2 separate regions of the Homo sapiens genome follow, and region 1 is linked to region 2. A link is a contact called in ENCODE Hi-C or POLR2A ChIA-PET data. All regions are on one chromosome and are shown on one strand. Each heading gives the region's core, a stretch centred on a gene start or an enhancer-like site at or near the end of the contact. The rest is flanking DNA. Distances are from core to core; before and after follow the strand shown. Region 1 overlaps LOC124904656 (a long non-coding RNA gene). Region 2 holds the start of KXD1 (KxDL motif containing 1).

Region 1 (4,650 bases), core at 641-3,140, 820 kb after region 2:
TTATCAAAATATTGGTCTCAAAGTACTTTAAGGCACCGAAATGAGGCACACATAAACATATCATCAACACGCTGAAATGTCATGAAAAAAATTATACTGAGAGACGTATATAAAATAAGATTTTTTTTCTTTTCTTTTTTTTTTTTTGAGACAGAGTCTTGCTCTGTAGCCCAGGCTGGAGTGCAGTGGCGCAATCTCAGCTCACTGCAAGCTCCGCCTCTCCGGTTCGCACCATTCTCCTGCCTCAGCCTCTGGAGTAGCTGGGACTACAGGCCCCCGCCACCACGCTCTGCTAACTCTTTTTTTGTATTTTTAGTAGAGATGGGGTTTCACCGTGTTAGTCAGGATGGTCTCGATCTCCTGACCTCATGATCCGCCCGCCTCAGCCTCCCACAGTGCTGGGATTACAGGCGTGAGCCACCGCTCCCGACCCAAGATTATTTTTTTAAACTGAAAAAATGTATAGTAATTAGCCAATAAACCAGAATCTGTAACATTAGATATATATATATATATATATATATATATATATATATTTTTTTTTTTTTTTTTTTTTTTTTTTTTCCTGAGGCGGAGTTTTGCTCTGTTGCCAGGCTGCAGTGCAGTGGTGCGATCTCGGCTCACGGCAACCTCTGCCTCCTGGTTTCAAGTGATTCTCCTGCCTCAGCCTCCCAAGTAGCTGGGACTACAGGCACGCGCCAAGACCAGCTACTTTTTTTTTTTTTTGAGACGAAGTTTTGCGTTTTGCTCTTGTTGCCCAGGCTAGGAGTGCAATGGCGTGATCTCCGCTCATTGCAACCTCTGCCTCCCGGGTTCAAGCGATTCTCCTGCCTCAGCCTCCCGTGTAGCTGGGATTATAGGCAAGTGCCACCATGCCCGGCTAATTTTATATATATTTTTTTAATAGAGACAGGGTTTCTCCATGTTGGTCAGGCTGATCTTGAACTCCCGACCTCAGGTGATAGGCCCACCTCAGCCTCCCAAAGTGCTGGGATTACAAGCATGAGCCACCGTGCCCGGCCAATTTTTGTATTTTTAGTAGAGACAGTTTTCACTATGTTGGCCAGGATGGTCTCAATCTCTTGACCTAATGATCTGCCGGCCTCAGCCTCTCAAAGTGCTGGGGTTACAGGCGTAAGCCACCGCATCCTGCCTAGACACTGACTTTTTCAACACATTTTCCCTGGAAGAACCAAGACCAATTCTGATGGGCTTCCCAAAGGATGCAGGTTGTAATGGATTAACAGTTAACATATGTGAACCTGAAAGTGCTTGGCAAATCCAAATAAATATGTTTTCTTTTTTGGGGTATGGGGGGACAGGGTCTCACTCTGGCCAGGCTGGAGTGTAGTGGCACTATCATAGCTCACTGCAGCCTCAAATTCCTGGACTCACGTGATCTCCCTGCCTCAGCCTCCTGAATAGCTGAGACTACAGACATGCACCACCACGCCCAGCTAAATTTTTTATTTTTTGTGGAGACAAAGTCTCACCATGTTGCCCAGGCTGGTCTCGAACTCCCAGGCTCAAGCAATTTTAAAGTGCTAGGATTACAGGTGTGAGTAGCTGCACCCAGCCCCAAATGAATTATGCAGTCCAATAATCTTAGGGGGTAATGATGGAGGGCACCTTGCTTTGTGCACCTGAACCGCCACTGTCATTGACACCAGAGTGCTTTAGCTCTTCTGCTTATTACCCTTCCCACTGGTATTAATTAGCCATCATTCCTCATTGCCAGTGGGCACTGCTTCCTTTGTCCAAGGGTACAGCATCAACAGGAGGTCTCACAGGCTAGCACCAGGGAACCCTCACTTTTCTAGCTACCACTGAGGCTCCGCCTCCCTTGTCTCTTGTGGAGTGGCCTGGCTCCGTTCCCATTTCCCTATTTGGATGTGAATGTCACTTAGCCAGTTTGCCCACATGATTTCCCAGAGCCAGGAAGGGAAACGCCTTGGTGCAGAGATGCAATCACGGCTACCACCAAGGAAAAGAAGGCACATCCTTGGCGATTCTGTCACGTGGTATCTCTTTCTTCTTTCTTTCTTTTTTTTTTTTGTTGTTGTTGTTCTTGTAGGTTGTTTGGTCTGTTTGGTTTGTTTTTGAGAAGGAGTTTTGCTCTTGTCGCCCAGGCTGGAGTGCAATGGTGCGATCTCGGCTCACTGCAACCTCCTTCTCCCGGGTTCTAGTGATTCTCCTGCCTCAATCTCCTGAGTAGCTGGGATTACAGGTGCCTGCCACCACGCCCAGCTAATTTTTTGTTTGTTTTGAGACGGAGTCTGGGTCTGTCGCCCAAGCTGGAGTGCAGTGGCGCCATCTCGGCTCACTGCAAGCTCCGCCTCCTGGGTTCACCCCATTCTCCTGCCTCAGCCTCCTGAGTAGCTGGGACTACAGGCGCCCGACACCACGCCCGGCTAATTTTTTGTAGTTTTAGTAAAGACGGGGTTTCACTATGTTAGCCAGGATGGTCTCGATCTCCTGACCTTGTGATCCGCCCGCCTCGGCCTCCCAAAGTGCTAGGATTATAGGCATGAGCCACCGCGCCCGGCAGATGCCTGGCTAATTTTTGTATTTTTAGTGGAGATGGGGTTTCATCATGTTGGCCAGGCTGGTCTTGAGCTCCTGACCTCAGGTGATCCATCTGCCTCGGCCTCTCAAAGTGCTGGGATTACAGGCATGAGGCCCTGCACCCGGCCACTTACAGCTGAATCCTAAACTTGTATTGTCTGAATCTAAAATTGGGCCCATGTGCAGGAATGGTGACATGAAGGGAGGCGAGGTCTAAGCCCTGTTGAGTCCTTGTGCAAAGCGGAACCATATTAAGAACCTAAAACTTAATATGTTAATATGAGTGCAGTGGCTCACGCCTGTAATCCCAGCACTTTGGAAGGCCAAGGCAGGCGGATCACGAGGTCACGAGTTCAAGACTAGCTTGGCCAACATTGGGAAACCCCGTCTCTACTAAAAATACAAAAATTAGGTTCATGCCTGTAATCCCAGCTACTAAGGAGGCTGAGGCAAGAGAATCGTTTTAACCTGGGAAGCAGAGGCTGCAGTGAGCCGAGAGCACATGATTGCACTCCAGCCTGGGTGATAGTGAGAGACTGCGACTCAAAAAAACAAAAAGGTCGGGCGTGGTGGCTCACACCTGTAATCCCAGCACTTTGGGAGGCTGAGGCAGGCAGATCATGAGGTCAGGAGTTCAAGACCAGCCTGGCCAACATGATGAAACCTCATCTCTACTAAAAGTACAAAAAATTATCTGGGTGTGGTGGCGAGTGTCTGTAATCACAGCTACTCGGGAGGCTGAGGCAGAAGAATCGCTTGAACCTGGGAGGCAGAGGTTGCAGTGAGCTGAGATTGCGACATTGTACTCCAGCCTGGGCAACAAGAGCGAAACTCCGTCTCAAAAAAAAAAATAATAATAATAATTAGCCGGGTGTGGTGGCATGTGCCTGTAGTCCCAGCTGCTTGAGAGGCTGAGGCACGAGAATCGCCTGAACCTGGGAGACAGAGAATGCAGTGAGCTGAGACATGACACTGCACTCCAGCCTGGGCAACAGAATGATATTCTGTTTCCAAAAAAAAAAAAAAAAAAACAAATCAGAACATCAGTCTCTAAGGATTGCACTGAGAATTGTGAGCTCAAAGTGTCCACAGTGCCTGGTACACAGTAGAACACAGAAAATTTCAGTTTCATTCCAGTCTCTGGGATTCTTTCTGAGAGCAGGAATTTAACCTTATTCATTTAAGTAATCCCTCAGTGCTCTGCACATGACTTTACTTTATAGTTGTTGAATTGAACCAGGATCAAAGAGCAGCTCATTGTCCAGCCTCTTCACTTCATACATGAGAAACTGAGCAGCACAGAGGGCAACTGTAACTCATCCACATCCCACTTGTTTGTTTTTTTGTTTGTTTGTTTGTTTGTTTTTGATACGGAGTCTCTCTCTGTTGCCCAGGCTGGAGTGCAGGGGTGCGATCTTGGCTCACTGCAACCTCTGCCTCCCAGGTTCAAGCGATTCTCCTGCCTCAGCCTCCGGAGTAGCTGGGACTACAGGCATGTGCCAGGACGCCTGGCTAATTTTTTGTATTTTTAGTAGAGATGGGGTTTCACCATGTTAACCAGGACGGTCTCAATCTCCTAACCTCATGATCCGCCTGCCTCGGGCTCCCAAAGTTCTGAGATTACAGGCGTGAGCCACCACATCCGGCCATCCCACTTGTATTTTATGGCTGGATCTTTTTTTTTCCTGAGATGGAGTTTCACTCTTGTTGCCCACGCTGGAGTGCAATGGCGCGATCTCGGCTCACTAAAACCTCCAGGGTAGCTGGGATTCCCAGCTTCCCGAGTAGGTGGGATTACAGGCACATGCCACCACGTTTGGCTAATTTTGTATTTTTAGCAGAGACAGGGTTTCTCCATGTTAGTCAACCTGGTCTTGAATTCCCAACCTCAGGTGATCCGCCCGCCTCGGCTTCCTAAAGTGTTGGAATTACAGGCATGAGCCACCATGCCCAGCCTTTCTTTTTTTTCCTGAGACATAGTCTTGCTCTGTCGCCCAGAGCTGAAGTGCAATGATACGATATTGGCTCACTGCAACCTCCACCTCCCGGGTTCAAGCAATTCTCCTGCCTCAGCCTCCTGAGTAG
Region 2 (4,868 bases), core at 2,369-4,868:
CACCACGCCTGGCTTATTGTTTAGCTGTGCCTGCTGACGGGTACCTCTAGAAGCAGTGACACCCCAGCAGCAATGAGCACACACAGCACCCAGATCTTAGTTTAATTTTTTTTTTTTGAAGACAGAGTCTCACTCTGTCCCGCAGGCCGGAGTGCAGTGGCGCAATCTCAGCTCATTGCAACCTCTGCCTCCCTGGTTCAAGCCATTCTCCTGCCTCAGCCTCCCTAGTAACTGGGATTACAGGCACACGCTGCCACACCCGGCTAACTTTTTGTGTTTTAGTAGAGACAGGGTTTCACTGTGTTGCCCAGGCTGGTCACGAACTCCTGAGCTCAGGCAATCTGCCTGCCTTGGCTTCCCAAAGTGTTAGGATTACAGGCATGAGCCACCGTGCCCGGCCTTTTTTTTTTTTTTTTTTTTTTGAGATGGAGTCTTGCTCTGTTGCCCAGGCTGGAGTGCAGTGGCGTGTTCTTGGCTCACTGCAACCTCTGTCTCCTGGGTTCAAGCAATTCTCCTGCCTCAGGCTCCCGAGTAGCTAGGACTACAGGTGTGCACCACAATGCCCAGCTAATTGTGTGTGTGTGGTGTGTGTGTGTGTGTGTGTGTGTGTTTTAGTAGGGACGGGGTTTCACCATGCTGGCCAGGCTGGTCTCAAACTCCTTACCTCAGGTAATCTGCCCGCCTCGGCCTCCCAGAATGCCGGGATTACAGGCATGAGCCACAGCACCCGGCTAATTTCTTTCTTTCTTTCCCTTCTTTCCCTCCCTCCCTCCCTTCCTTTCTTTCCTTCTTTCTTTTTTTTTTTTTTTTTTGAGATGGAGTTTCGCTCTTGTTGCCCAGGCTGGAGTGCAGTGGTGTGATCTCGGATCACTGCAACCTCTGTCTCCCAGGTTCAAACGATTCTCCTGCCTCAGCCTCCCAAGTAGCTAGGATTACAGGGATGTGCCACCATGCCTGGCTAATTTTGTATTTTTAGTAAAGACAGGGTTACTCCATGTTGGTCAGGCTGGTCTCGAACTCCCGACCTCAGGTGATCTGCCCACCTCAGCCTCCCAAAGTGCTGGGATTACAGGAGTGAGCCACTACACCCGGCCTCTTTCTTTTTTGTTTTGAGACAGAGTTTCGCTCTTGTTGCCCAGGCTGGAGTGCAGTGGGTGATCTCAGCTCACTGCAACCTCTGCCTCCCAGTTCCAAGTGATTCTCCAGTGTCTCGAGTAACTGGGATTACAGGTGCCCACCACCATGCCTGGCTAATTTTTTTGTGTTTTTAATAGAGATGGGGGGGTTTCATCATGTTGGCCCAGGTGGTCTCGAACTCCTGACTTCCTGATCTGCCCACCTCAGCTTCCCACAGTGCTGGGATTACAGGCGTGAATCACTGAGCCCCGACTGATCTTGGTTTCTAAATCCTACTCTTGAAGCAAAGGAACCAGGTTCCTTGGAGAAATGGCTGATTCCAGGGATTTTACACAGCATTGGATCATGTTGTGGAGCCCAAGATAAATAATGCTCAGAGAATGGTGGCGACATATTAAAAGGACACAGGAGCTTATTTATTATTTATTTATTTATTTATTGAGACGGAGTCTTGCTCTGTCGCCCAGGCTGGAGTGCAGTGGCTCGATCTCTGCTCACTGCAAGCTTCGCCTCCCGGGTTTGCACCATTCTCCTGCCTCAGCCTCCCGAGTAGCTAGGACCACAGGCACCTGCCACCACGCCTGGCTAATTTTTTGTATTTTTAGTAGAGATAGGGTTTCACCATGTTAGCCAGGATGGTCTCAATCTCCTGACCTCATGATCCGCCCGCCTCGGCCTCCCAAAGTGCTGGGATTACAGGCGTGAGCCACTGCACCCAGCCAGGAGCTAATTTAAAGGGGCAGGAAAGGAAATAATTATAATTATAATGATGTGGATTTATTAATCCACATCAGTTTATAGCGATTTTTGTTGTTGTTGTTGTTGTTGCTTTTTGAGACAAAGTCTCATTCTGTCACCCAGGCTGGAGTGCAGTGGCACAATCTCGGCTCACTGCAATCTCCGCCTCCCAGGTTCAAGAGATTCTCATGCCTCATCCTCCTGAGTAGCTATGATTATAGCACCTGCCACCACGCCAGGCTAATTTTTTTTTTTTTTTTTTGGATTTTTAGTAGAGACGGGGTTTCACCATGTTGGCCAGTCTGGTCTCAAACTCCCGACCTCAGGTGATCCACACGCCTGGCATCCCAAAGTGCTGGGGTTACAGGCGTGAGCCACTGCGCCGGGCCTGTTTGTTTTTTGAGACTGGGTCTCACTCTGTTGCCCAGGCTGGAGTGGGGTCTTCGTTCACTGCAACTTCTGCCTCCTGGCCTCAAACGATACTCCTACCTCAGCCTCTTGAGAAACTGGGACCACAGGCTCGGGCCACAGGCCCGTTTTTTTTTTTTTTTCCAATTGTAGCTGTGAGGCATTTTATTACAAAAACTTGGTACTCGTATACACAAACTAACATGAACTTAAAATACATTTTCTTCATTTTTTAGCTTGACCTTCTTTTTTTTTTTTGAGACGTGGTCTTGCTCTATCGCCCAAGCTGGAGTGCAGTGGTGCGATCTTGGCTTACTGCAGCCTCTGCCTCCTGGGTTCAAGCGATTCTCCTGCCTCAGCCTCCTGAGTAGCTGGGATTACAGGCTCCCGCCACCACTCCCGACTAATTTTTTTTATTTTTAGTAGAGACAAGGTTTCACCATGTTGGTCAGGCTGGTCTCGAACTCCTGATCTCGTGATCCGCCCGCCTCGGCCTCCCAAAGTGCTCGGATTACAATGACAGGATGTGAGCCACCGCGCCCAGCCTGTAAACCCTTTTGAAAAAATTCCCCAGCGCATTACTCCAAAACAACGTGGAAGTGTAAATGGAAACCAGGGCTGGGCGCGGTGGCTCATGCCTGTAATCCCAGCACTTTGGGAGGCCGAGGCGGGCAGATCACCTGAGGTCGGGAGATCGGGACCCGCCTGACCAACATGGAGAAACCCTGTCTCTACTAAAAACACAAAACTTGCCGGGCATGGTGGCACATGCCTGTAATTCCAGCTACTCCGGAAGGCTGAGGCAGATGAATCGCTTGAACCTGGGAAGCGGAGGTTGCGGTGAGCCGAGATCACGCCATTGTACTCCAGCCTGGGCAACAAGAGCGAAACTCTGTCTCAAAAAAAAAAAAAAAAAAAAAAAAAGGAAACTTGGACCAAAAAAATCAGCAAAAGTGGAGCAGGGATGTCTGAACACAGATGAGTCTAATTCCCTGCTTGGAAAGCAGGACACCTGAGTGTGGTTTGGCCTCTGACCACTGTAGCATTTACGACCTTGGGGAGGGTTACCACTCTGGGACCTCAGTCACACTATCTACAAAATGGGACACTTCTCTCAGCCTTCCTTCTTCCGGGCCGCTTTCAAGCCTGGGCTTCTGGAAATACGCAGGCGCGAGATGAATTGTTTGATTGGCTATTCATTGTGATGCACCCACGAGCTGAAGCTCCGTCTAAGCCCCGCCCTTTCCTGTCGTGACTTAACGCACGCAAGCGGCTCCAGGGTACGTCCCCGCCACGCGCGCTCGCAGGATCGGTGCGTGGTGACGTTTCGCCGGCGCGGGCGCCATCCCGGAAGCGCGAGCAAGGCCGCCAGATGTGCAGGTGCCGCCGCTACCGACGCCGGGGCCGAGTTTGGGGTGGGGCTGGGGACTCCAGGGCCGCGGGGAACCGGTCCGGGTCGGGCGCGGCCCCCGGGCTGCGGTGGGGTGGGGTGCGCCACTGGCCACATCTGGTCATTCCTGCTGCGCACAGGCCTCAGTTTCCCCGTCTGCTCAATGGATACGCAGGCGGCGCTACGGGCTGGATCTGGATCCGGATCAGGGGCATAGGAATTGGGGCCTCCTGTGTTCTGGGTGTGTCGTGTAACCTGGAGCTGGGCGTTGCCCGGTTTGTGCCTCAGTTTCCCTGTATTGTAGGGGACGGGGCGTGAGGGGATATTTGAGCCCCTCCCCACTTGGGGTTTTTCAGAGCTTGGATGGCTGAGTTAAATTCTGTTAAATAACCTGGATATAGAACCGTGGTGCTTCTCTGCCTCTCCCTGTGAGTTTCGGCAACGGAGCCCGCCCCTGTGAGCCTCAGTTTCACTCGGAGATGATTGTGTCTGCCTCGTAACGGTGATTGAGGATGAAATGAAGTGCTCTACAAGTGTTTGCCCGTAATATATTCTTAGAGGCCCCTGGGATGCTCTCAAAATGTTGATTCCCGGGACTTCTTCACACTCCTCTTGGAGAAACAGCCTGTCCTGAGCTCCAGTCGTTATCACCTTTGGTTTCAGTTGCCACAGACAGCACTGTGAGATCTTCATTCTACCTTATTTTCATTTTATGGTTGAAAAAACTGATTCAGAAGGGTGAAGTGGCTCTCCCATGGTCAAACAGCCTACCTCTCTGCGTTTCTTCAATAAATCTACATTTGGAGTTGGGATCAGAGCTCTTGCTGGGTCAATTTCACTGTGTATGTGGGCCAGACTAGCAGTAATCAGGGAAGGCTTCTTGGGAGAGGAAGTTGCGGGGGGACGGGAGGGAGGTGCCAGGAACCCCTCAGCCCTCACATCTGGGAGCCAGAGACAGAAAAGAGTCCTGTTTTGAAGGAGGAGTGTATCCCAGAAGGTCCCAGTACTGTGTCTCACTGGTACTAGCTATGGGCCTCCCTCTCCAGGTGTCTTTTTTTTTTTTTTTTTTTTTTTTTCAGTTGAGATGAAGTCTCCCTCTGTAGCCCACACTAGAATGCAGTGGCTTGATTTTGGCTCATTGCAACCTCTGCCTCCCGGGTTCAAGCGATTCTCCTGCCTCAGCCTCCTGAGTAGC

What was found. Hi-C counts contacts between places; a loop is a spot of excess contacts on that map. ChIA-PET counts read pairs that join two places held with the same protein, here RNA polymerase II (POLR2A). Pooled maps may share reads with other maps.
Region 1: POLR2A ChIA-PET joins it to region 2 with 11 read pairs in PC-3. The contact joins the enhancer-like site here to the promoter of KXD1 in region 2. A Hi-C loop is called at or near these places in 6 of 50 pooled maps. POLR2A ChIA-PET finds 5 or more read pairs at or near these places in 2 of 52 experiments (PC-3 and activated CD4-positive, alpha-beta T cell).

The regions. Positions count from the first base shown.
Region 1 is chr19:19,376,066-19,380,715 of GRCh38, forward strand. All of the region lies in intron 1 of LOC124904656 (a long non-coding RNA gene), which reads right to left. Among named protein-coding and RNA genes, the nearest start is that of GATAD2A, 27 kb to the right of the region's middle. RefSeq lists an enhancer at 2,297-2,942. Within about 2 kb of position 1,891, at least 13 of the 41 ENCODE cell types and tissues checked have a DNase peak (open chromatin) inside an H3K27ac peak, as active enhancers do.
Region 2 is chr19:18,554,252-18,559,119 of GRCh38, forward strand. It overlaps KXD1 (KxDL motif containing 1), which reads left to right and starts at 3,619. Exons shown (of 5, transcript NM_024069.4): 1 at 3,619-3,663. RefSeq lists enhancers at 2,646-3,437, 3,438-4,227 and a silencer at 3,718-3,877.